Linked DNA regions of Homo sapiens: region 1 is linked to region 2. The links are chromatin contacts, found by Hi-C in ENCODE. All regions are on one chromosome and are shown on one strand. Each heading gives the region's core, a stretch centred on a gene start or an enhancer-like site at or near the end of the contact. The rest is flanking DNA. Distances are from core to core; before and after follow the strand shown.

Region 1 (3,559 bases), core at 525-3,024, 680 kb before region 2:
AAAGTTTCTCTTTTAAGTTGTGAAATAGACCCACTGTTAGATCTTGGTGCAATCTTGGCCCACTGCATCCTCCACCTCCTGGGTTCAAGCGATTCTTCTGCATCAGCCTCCCGAGTAGCTGGGACTACAGGCATGTGCTACCACGCCCAGCTAATTTTTGTATTTTTCTGTAGAGACAGTGTTTTGCCAGGTTGCCCAGGCTGGTCTCAAACTCCTGAGCTCAAGTGCTCCACCCACTTTGGCCTCCCAAAATGCTGGGATTACAGGCGTGAGTCACTGCGCCCGGCCTTGGTGTCTTTTATATTAACCCATTTCATAGTGTGAATCTGTTCTTTTATTTAATAAGATTCAAATAAATAATTAGATTATACTTTGCAGAGGCATATTACTCCCCATGGTATGTGTCAAAGTGTCATTGTTTTCTGTGTTTTCCTGCTTTGGCTAAATTTGTTCACCTTAACTACTGTCAGTTTATTTAAGATGCTAAGGACACCTGTATGAGTGACAGAAAATATCCCAAGCCCAAGACTCTTACATGATTATTTGTTTCTTGTCATGAGAAGCAGACAGAATTTACAGGTTATAAATTAGTTCGTTTTCAAATAAAATAGTAATTAAAGTAATCTTTGCCCCTCCCTGGGATGGGCTGCATATACAGAGCCCAGTTGTATCTCAGGGTCAGTTTATAAATAGACCTTTCTTTCCCAGCTAATTTGAAATTTCACTTTTATCATACATCAATTCTATTTCTGAGCTCTTTTTCTGATCTACTGAAATATTTATCTGGTGTTCATGTATTTCTACACTAGTTCTACAATATCTTAACAGTCTAGATATATTTAAATGTAAGAATAAAGTGATTAGGCTGGTACCACATTTTTAGGATTTTTCAAGGCTTCAAGATTGCACTGTTAAAATTTCCAATTATCTTATCCAGGTAAAAATAGGAAATTGATAGATGCATCACTTTGAAGGAAGCCCCGAGGTTTTGGTTTGTTTCCTGTTTTTAATAGGAATTCTTCTGTGCCCGGTACCCTGTATTGGGACGGAGAGTAAGAAAGCACTGTGACTTCTAGAGGAGTGAAGGAGTCCCGGAAAAGCTGCCTGCAGTCCACCTGTGTCTCACATGGGCATGCTGAGTCATTCTAGAGTTCACCTGTGTCTCACTGGCATGCTGAGTCATTCTAGAGTCCATCTGTGTCTCACATGGGCATGCTGAGTCTAGAGTCCACCTGTGTCTCACACGGGCACGCTGAGTCATTCTAGAGTCTACCTGTGTCTCACATGGGCACGCTGAGTCATTCTAGAGTCCACCTGTGTCTCACATGGGCATACTGAGTCATTGTAGAGTCCACCTGTGTCTCACATGGGCACGCTGAGTCATTCTAGAGTCCACCTGTGTCTCACATGAGGATGCTGAGTCATTCTAGAGTCCACCTGTGTCTCACACGGGCACGCTGAGTCATTCTAGAGTCCACCTGTGTCTCACATGAGGATGCTGAGTCATTCTAGAGTCCACCTGTGTCTCACACGGGCACGCTGAGTCATTCTAGAGTCCACCTGTGTCTCACATGAGGATGCTGAGTCATTCTAGAGTCCACCTGTGTCTCACACGGGCACGCTGAGTCATTCTAGAGTCCACCTGTGTCTCACATGAGGATGCTGAGTCATTCTAGAATCCACCTGTGTCTCACACGGGCACGCTGAGTCATTCTAGAGTCCACCTGTGTCTCGGGCTCACTGAGTCATTCAAGATTCCACCTCTGTCAGACACGGGCACGTTGAGTCATTCTAGAGTCCACCTTTGTCTCACATGGGCATGTTAAGTCATTCTAGACAAAGAAGGAACTCTTTTTTTATTGCCTAGATTCCTGGCAAGTTTGCAGAGATTGAATGTCACCATCACACGAGCCAAGTACAGCCTCTTCATCCTCGGACATTTGAGGACCCTGATGGTAGGTACCAGAGAGCTCAGAAGTTTACCCATTGTTACTGTTGTTGGATTGAGTTTTTGTTCTTATTTTCCATCAAAGTGTAAATGATTTCTGGATTACAAAATAATGGTTGTTATGTTTTCCAGCAACTTCTTCCTAGGAGCTTTTGTGTACACGTGAACCATTCGCCTTTTTTCAGCCCAGAACCCAAGTATCTACACTGGGCTCTCAAGGTGACCATTTTAAAACAAATTATCCACATCATAGGATTATTGTTAAGAAGGTATATTAAACCCACAGATGTAAAGTGCCAAAGCAATTGCTTGGCACTTAGTAAACACTCAGTAAATGTGGCTGTTATTGGCCCAGCTTAATGCCAGAGAGAGTTTGCAGGCGCGTGCTCTGCTCTGCTTTTCTGCTGGCACTGGGAGCTGTGCTGCTCACTCTGTTTCTCCAGCACTTAGCGCCTCCGGCATTCTTCTGCCAGGACAGGCGCCCCTCTGGAAGAGGTGTACGAGTTTCCAACTTCAGTAGACAAATGGTACAGCTTAATTCACTGATATCACAGCTAGATGTAGCACGTATTTGCTGTTTGTCTTATTAGGGGTAATAACTTTGTAGTTTTCCTCATTTCTCTTTTTTATGAAGTCATTGATTTCATCTAAGAAGAGCCAACTTGGTGGCTGTTTCCCCTGGTTTTGGTTCCTGCCACCAGGTGGCGCTCAGATACACCTTCTTTCTTGTTTCACTCCTCTATCACCTCCAGCCTTTGTCGTCTGTGTGCCTGCTCTGAAGGAAGTTTTAAAAGCTGTGTACCGTTTATTTTTATGTACCTCCTATTTTTAAGTTGATAGAAAAAATCTTTGTAAGTTTAAATATTACTGAAGATTATGCTTCTGATGTATTATCAATATTGACATTTTAAAATACAGCAATTAAAATTATTACATCACTCTTAAATATATCCAGTGGAATAGAAAGCAATATTATTTTATTTTTTCCTCTCTTTGAAATTGTACTTCCATTCCTGCTTGTTTAGGCTAAGATTCACTGGGGTAATCTCTTTTTAGAATTAAAAGCCTTTAAGTTAATCTCACTGATCTACACCTCTCTCACAAAAATTTCTGTATAACTTGAAAGTTTAAAAAGTTGTTTTCCCCTGGCGGGAGTGCAGTGGCACAATCACAGCTCACTGCAGCCTCCGCCTCCTGGATTTAAGCCGTTCTCCCACCTCAGCCTCCTGAGTAGCTGAGACTATAGGCGCATGTACCTAATTTTTGTACTTTTAGTAGAGAAAGGGTCTTACCATGTTGTCCAGGCTGGTCTCAAACTCCTGGGCTAAAGTCATCCCACCTCGGCCTAAAAAGTTGATTTTTATCACTATTTGGGGAACCCATGTGAAGGGTGCATGCAACCTCTCAGTACTTTCCTTGCAACTTCCTGTAAATCTATAGTTATCTCAAAATGTAGGTTTGGATTTTTAAAAATTGCTTTTCCTGTGACCATAAGCATCTGAGTGTTAAAACGTGATCTCTTATCAATTGAATAGCCTGTTAACACTTATTTGTACAGTTGAGCAAAACAAGACAAATATATTTAATATCACAGATTTTGATCATGTTTAA
Region 2 (3,579 bases), core at 704-3,203:
AGTGCCCTTTTCCGCTGGGACCAGAGTTGGCCTCAGCTCCCACAGCACGGTTCTCCAGGCAGCACCATCATCGGTAGAAAGTGCCCATGAGATAAAACCCTTTCCTGTTTCCCCTCTCTGATCTGCCGTTTCCTTTGAGAGATGGACAGAGAGGACGTGTGACTTCTCTGGGACATGCAGGCGGAGACACCAGAGGGGGTTCCCAAGCCCTCGGCTCCCTCGCCCATCCCACTCCCCGTGCCATCTCCCCTGCCTCTCTCAGAGCAAGGACTCAAATCCACCCTGGCTACCACCCCCCAGCACTCTGCACCCAGACAAGCAGTTTGCATTGTTTTTTCCCTCTAGATTTGGTGTTGTACTGCGAGGCATTCCTGACCACCTACAGGACCTTCATCTCCCCAGAGGAGCTCATCAAGAAGCTGCAGTACAGATATCCTTTCCTTCCTGACCCAGGGCCCCTGCACCATGGGCATTTTGGAGAGAGAGGGACCCTCTTGCCCTTCAGTCCTCGTGGGGGAAGCCGAGCAGCATATTGGGTGGCAGTGTGATTGAAGTAGGGACACAGGAGCCCCATGGACCGAGGTTCCCACCTCTACCCTCCCGCATTCCAGCTTTGAGCTCAGGCAAGTTCCTCATCTCTAAAAGGGCCGAGTGAAATGATGTGAAGAGGCTGGAACATAGTCTGGGAATGTGTGTCTGGTGGCAGTTGTGGTCATTGGATGATTCTAAAAACGAATTAGACATGCCCCAGACTGGGAGGGGTAAGTGTGCCGGTCCTGCAGACGCCTCTGAGAGACCCTCATGGTCGGCTCCGGCAGCTTCTCAGAGCTGAGCCCCAGGGCGTTGGGCACGAAGGATACCAAGACCCAAATAGACAGCTCAGGGGTCAGCACAGTCACCTTCCCTGGAGCGGACCCTGCGACTGCCACATCCACAACTGGAATGGGCTCCTGTCCCCAGATCTACCCCATGGGCCCACCCTCAGTAAATGTCACCCTCTGCAGTAGTGGCTGAGGAGGACCCCAGGGGTTTGGAAGGACCCACTTGTGTGACCCATTGCCTCTTCAAGTCCAAACCTGCCCATCCTAAGAGGCTGACCTGCAGCTGCTGCTCTAGGAGGGTAGCCTGGGTCAGCTGCTCCTCAGCCACCTCTTTGCACATAGCCCACGGCTGCCATCTGCTGGGCAGCCACCACCACCTGGGGTAGGAAGTCCTGAGTCCACCCGCGCCCCCGCTCCTTCCTGTGTGCCCTGAGCCTTCACTGCTCCACTCAGGGCCTCCTGCAGACCTCCTGGCCTCCTATTCTCCCCTCGTGTTGACCTTTAGAATCCCTGATCTATCAAGACAGACGTGGACATCCTCCATTGGCGGAGCCTCGGGTCCCCGGCAAGTTCTGTTACTCAGAGCACCTGCTCACAGGCCTGACTCAGTGAATGGCTGTCACTCACACGTGTCAAGGACTTGCTGGTCAGGCGAGATGTGCTTTACACCTGTGCTTTCACCTAGCCCTAGCTCTATGACCATTTTTTAATATGTGTGTGTGGGTGTGTATAAAATTACCATATTATACATGGGGCCACTGCTCTATAACTCCCTATTGTGTAATTGAGGAAACCGAGGCCCAGAGACATGAAGGACCTGACCCATGTGGCTGCTTGGTGGGAGAGCAGCCACACGCTGCTTGCCCCCTGCTGCCTGCGCCCAGGCTCTCAGCCTCTGCCTGGCTCAGCCATCATGGAAATATTGCAGCATCAAGGTCTGGGCCTGGTTGGCTGGCGACCCCTGTGCTGTGGGCCAAGACACAGTCCCTGGTACGTTGCTCTGTCCTGAGCCCCATGACTTGGAAGGTCGTGGATCACTAGAGAGCAGGCAGGAGGGTGTCAGAGAGATCTGGGGAGTCGATGGCGAGCACAACAGCCGGGCAGGAAACCCTGACCACAAAGCAGAGCCCGACCTCAGGGCATGAGCTAGAGCTGATCGGGTGCTTGAAGTGCTGCCCTGGAGACAGGGAGCCAATGTGGAGCGTGCTGCAGCTCTGGGAAGAGAGACCCGGCCCGGTGTCACGGAGGTGAGAGTTCCCTTGCAGAGCCCAGGGAGGCAGCCTCAGGATGGAAACTCACAGAAAGACTGGAGGGAGATACTTCTGGCCTACACACCTGCCTAGGGACCTGGGGTTTGGAGGGTGTTTGGTTTGGGCCCACCGTTCTCTACCTAAAGTTCAGCAAGGCACTCTCTACGTGTCTGTAATCTCATGGGCACCTCGGGGTGAACCCGATGGAAAGGCGGGTCTGGACAGTGCAGCGGAGATGGCGTGGCAGGGAGGAGAGGGCAGCAGCCGGGGGCATCCCTGGGGACAGACGCCTGTGCTCAAATCCTGGCTTTGCAGTTGTTCCACTGCGCTAGTCCCGTGCCCTCGTTTCTGGATGCCAGTGCTTTACATGCAGGAAGATGGGCACATTGTGAGCGCTCAGTGAGTGGTCACCAGGAGTCAGTCCTCCACTCCACCACCCTCAGCCGACCACATGGCTATTTCTTTAACCCGTGCTCCACATATGAGAAATTCTCTCCCTTTGCCGACACATTCAAGAAGCGCGTCAGCAAGAACACGTTCTTCGTGCTGGTACGGGTGGTGGATGAGCTCTGGTGAGTGCTTCACCCTTGGGGTCCTGGGGGCCAGTGGGGAGGCAAAGGCTCCATTCCACCTGCTTCTCCTGCCCATCGGCTCTGGGCAGAGCTGGCTCTTGCCTGCTCTATCTTGGTCCTTTGAGAGAATGGCCTGTGCCCGATAGACCAGGGTGAGATGGGTGAGGTGTCTCTCCACCCTGCACCCAGGCCCTGGATTTCCTCATGAGGTCCCTCCTGGACCCTCAGGAGAGAACCCGCCCAACGCACCTGCTCCCATGGTATCTTAGGTCCAGTCTCCAGCAGGCCGTGCTCTCAGCCGCCAGCCATGGTGGAGGCTGTGTGGAGGCTGGAATGGGAGAGGCCACCTCTCCCTCGCTCCTCAGTGTTTCCATGGCTGGCCATCTGACAGCATGGCACTTGGCCATATCCGTTCCGCTAACAAATCTCCATCAGGCGGACTGCCTTCCTCCTGCTGGGGGAGATGACCATGGTAAGTGGCTGTGCGGCTGGGAAATGGCCACGTGTGGACAGTGCTCAGCAGGGCAAGTTGGGGAGCATCTAGTCTGAGAGGCCGGGAAGTCTTGGTGTCTCATTGCCCAATGGGAGCAGCAGCTCCCCAGGGCGGGATTCGTGTAGGACTTGTCCCTGCAGCCCAGGCCCCAGCACAGTCACTGGCGCTTGTCCAGCGCCAACAGATGGCTGTTGAGTGTGTGGCAGGTGCTTGTGACCATCCCAACACCTCCAAGGACACAGGCAGCCATCCCAGGCTCTCGTCTCCTGCTCTCTTCCCATGAGAAATTTCCCAGCCAGCTCTGTGCCGGTCACAGCCCCGTGCCCTTTGTGTGTCTCAAGGCAAAGACAGACTCTGCCTGGGCCTTGCGTTCCTGCTCCTCACCTTGTGCTCTTTTGTCCTTCAGCCTGGTGGAGTTGACAGAAGAGATCCTGAAGCTGCTG

What was found. A loop is a pair of places that touch in the nucleus more often than their neighbours do. Pooled maps may share reads with other maps.
Region 1: a loop to region 2 is called in a map of sciatic nerve, with 4 times the contacts of the local background. The contact joins two enhancer-like sites. A Hi-C loop is called at or near these places in 2 of 168 maps with a recorded cell type or tissue (dorsolateral prefrontal cortex and sciatic nerve) and 3 of 50 pooled maps.

What each region holds. Positions count from the first base shown.
Region 1 is chr9:132,268,011-132,271,569 of GRCh38, reverse strand. SETX (senataxin) reads left to right here. Exons shown (of 26, transcript NM_015046.7): 25 at 1,868-1,955. Among named protein-coding and RNA genes, the nearest start is that of SETX, 85 kb to the left of the region's middle. RefSeq lists a silencer at 1,640-1,814 and enhancers at 915-1,900, 1,019-2,218, 1,901-2,887. Within about 2 kb of position 1,774, at least 8 of the 41 ENCODE cell types and tissues checked have a DNase peak (open chromatin) inside an H3K27ac peak, as active enhancers do.
Region 2 is chr9:131,588,950-131,592,528 of GRCh38, reverse strand. It overlaps RAPGEF1 (Rap guanine nucleotide exchange factor 1), which reads left to right. Exons shown (of 27, transcript NM_001377935.1): 18 at 346-430; 19 at 2,551-2,643; 20 at 3,543-3,579. Among named protein-coding and RNA genes, the nearest start is that of PRRT1B, 45 kb to the right of the region's middle. RefSeq lists an enhancer at 2,680-3,179. Within about 2 kb of position 1,953, at least 6 of the 41 ENCODE cell types and tissues checked have a DNase peak (open chromatin) inside an H3K27ac peak, as active enhancers do.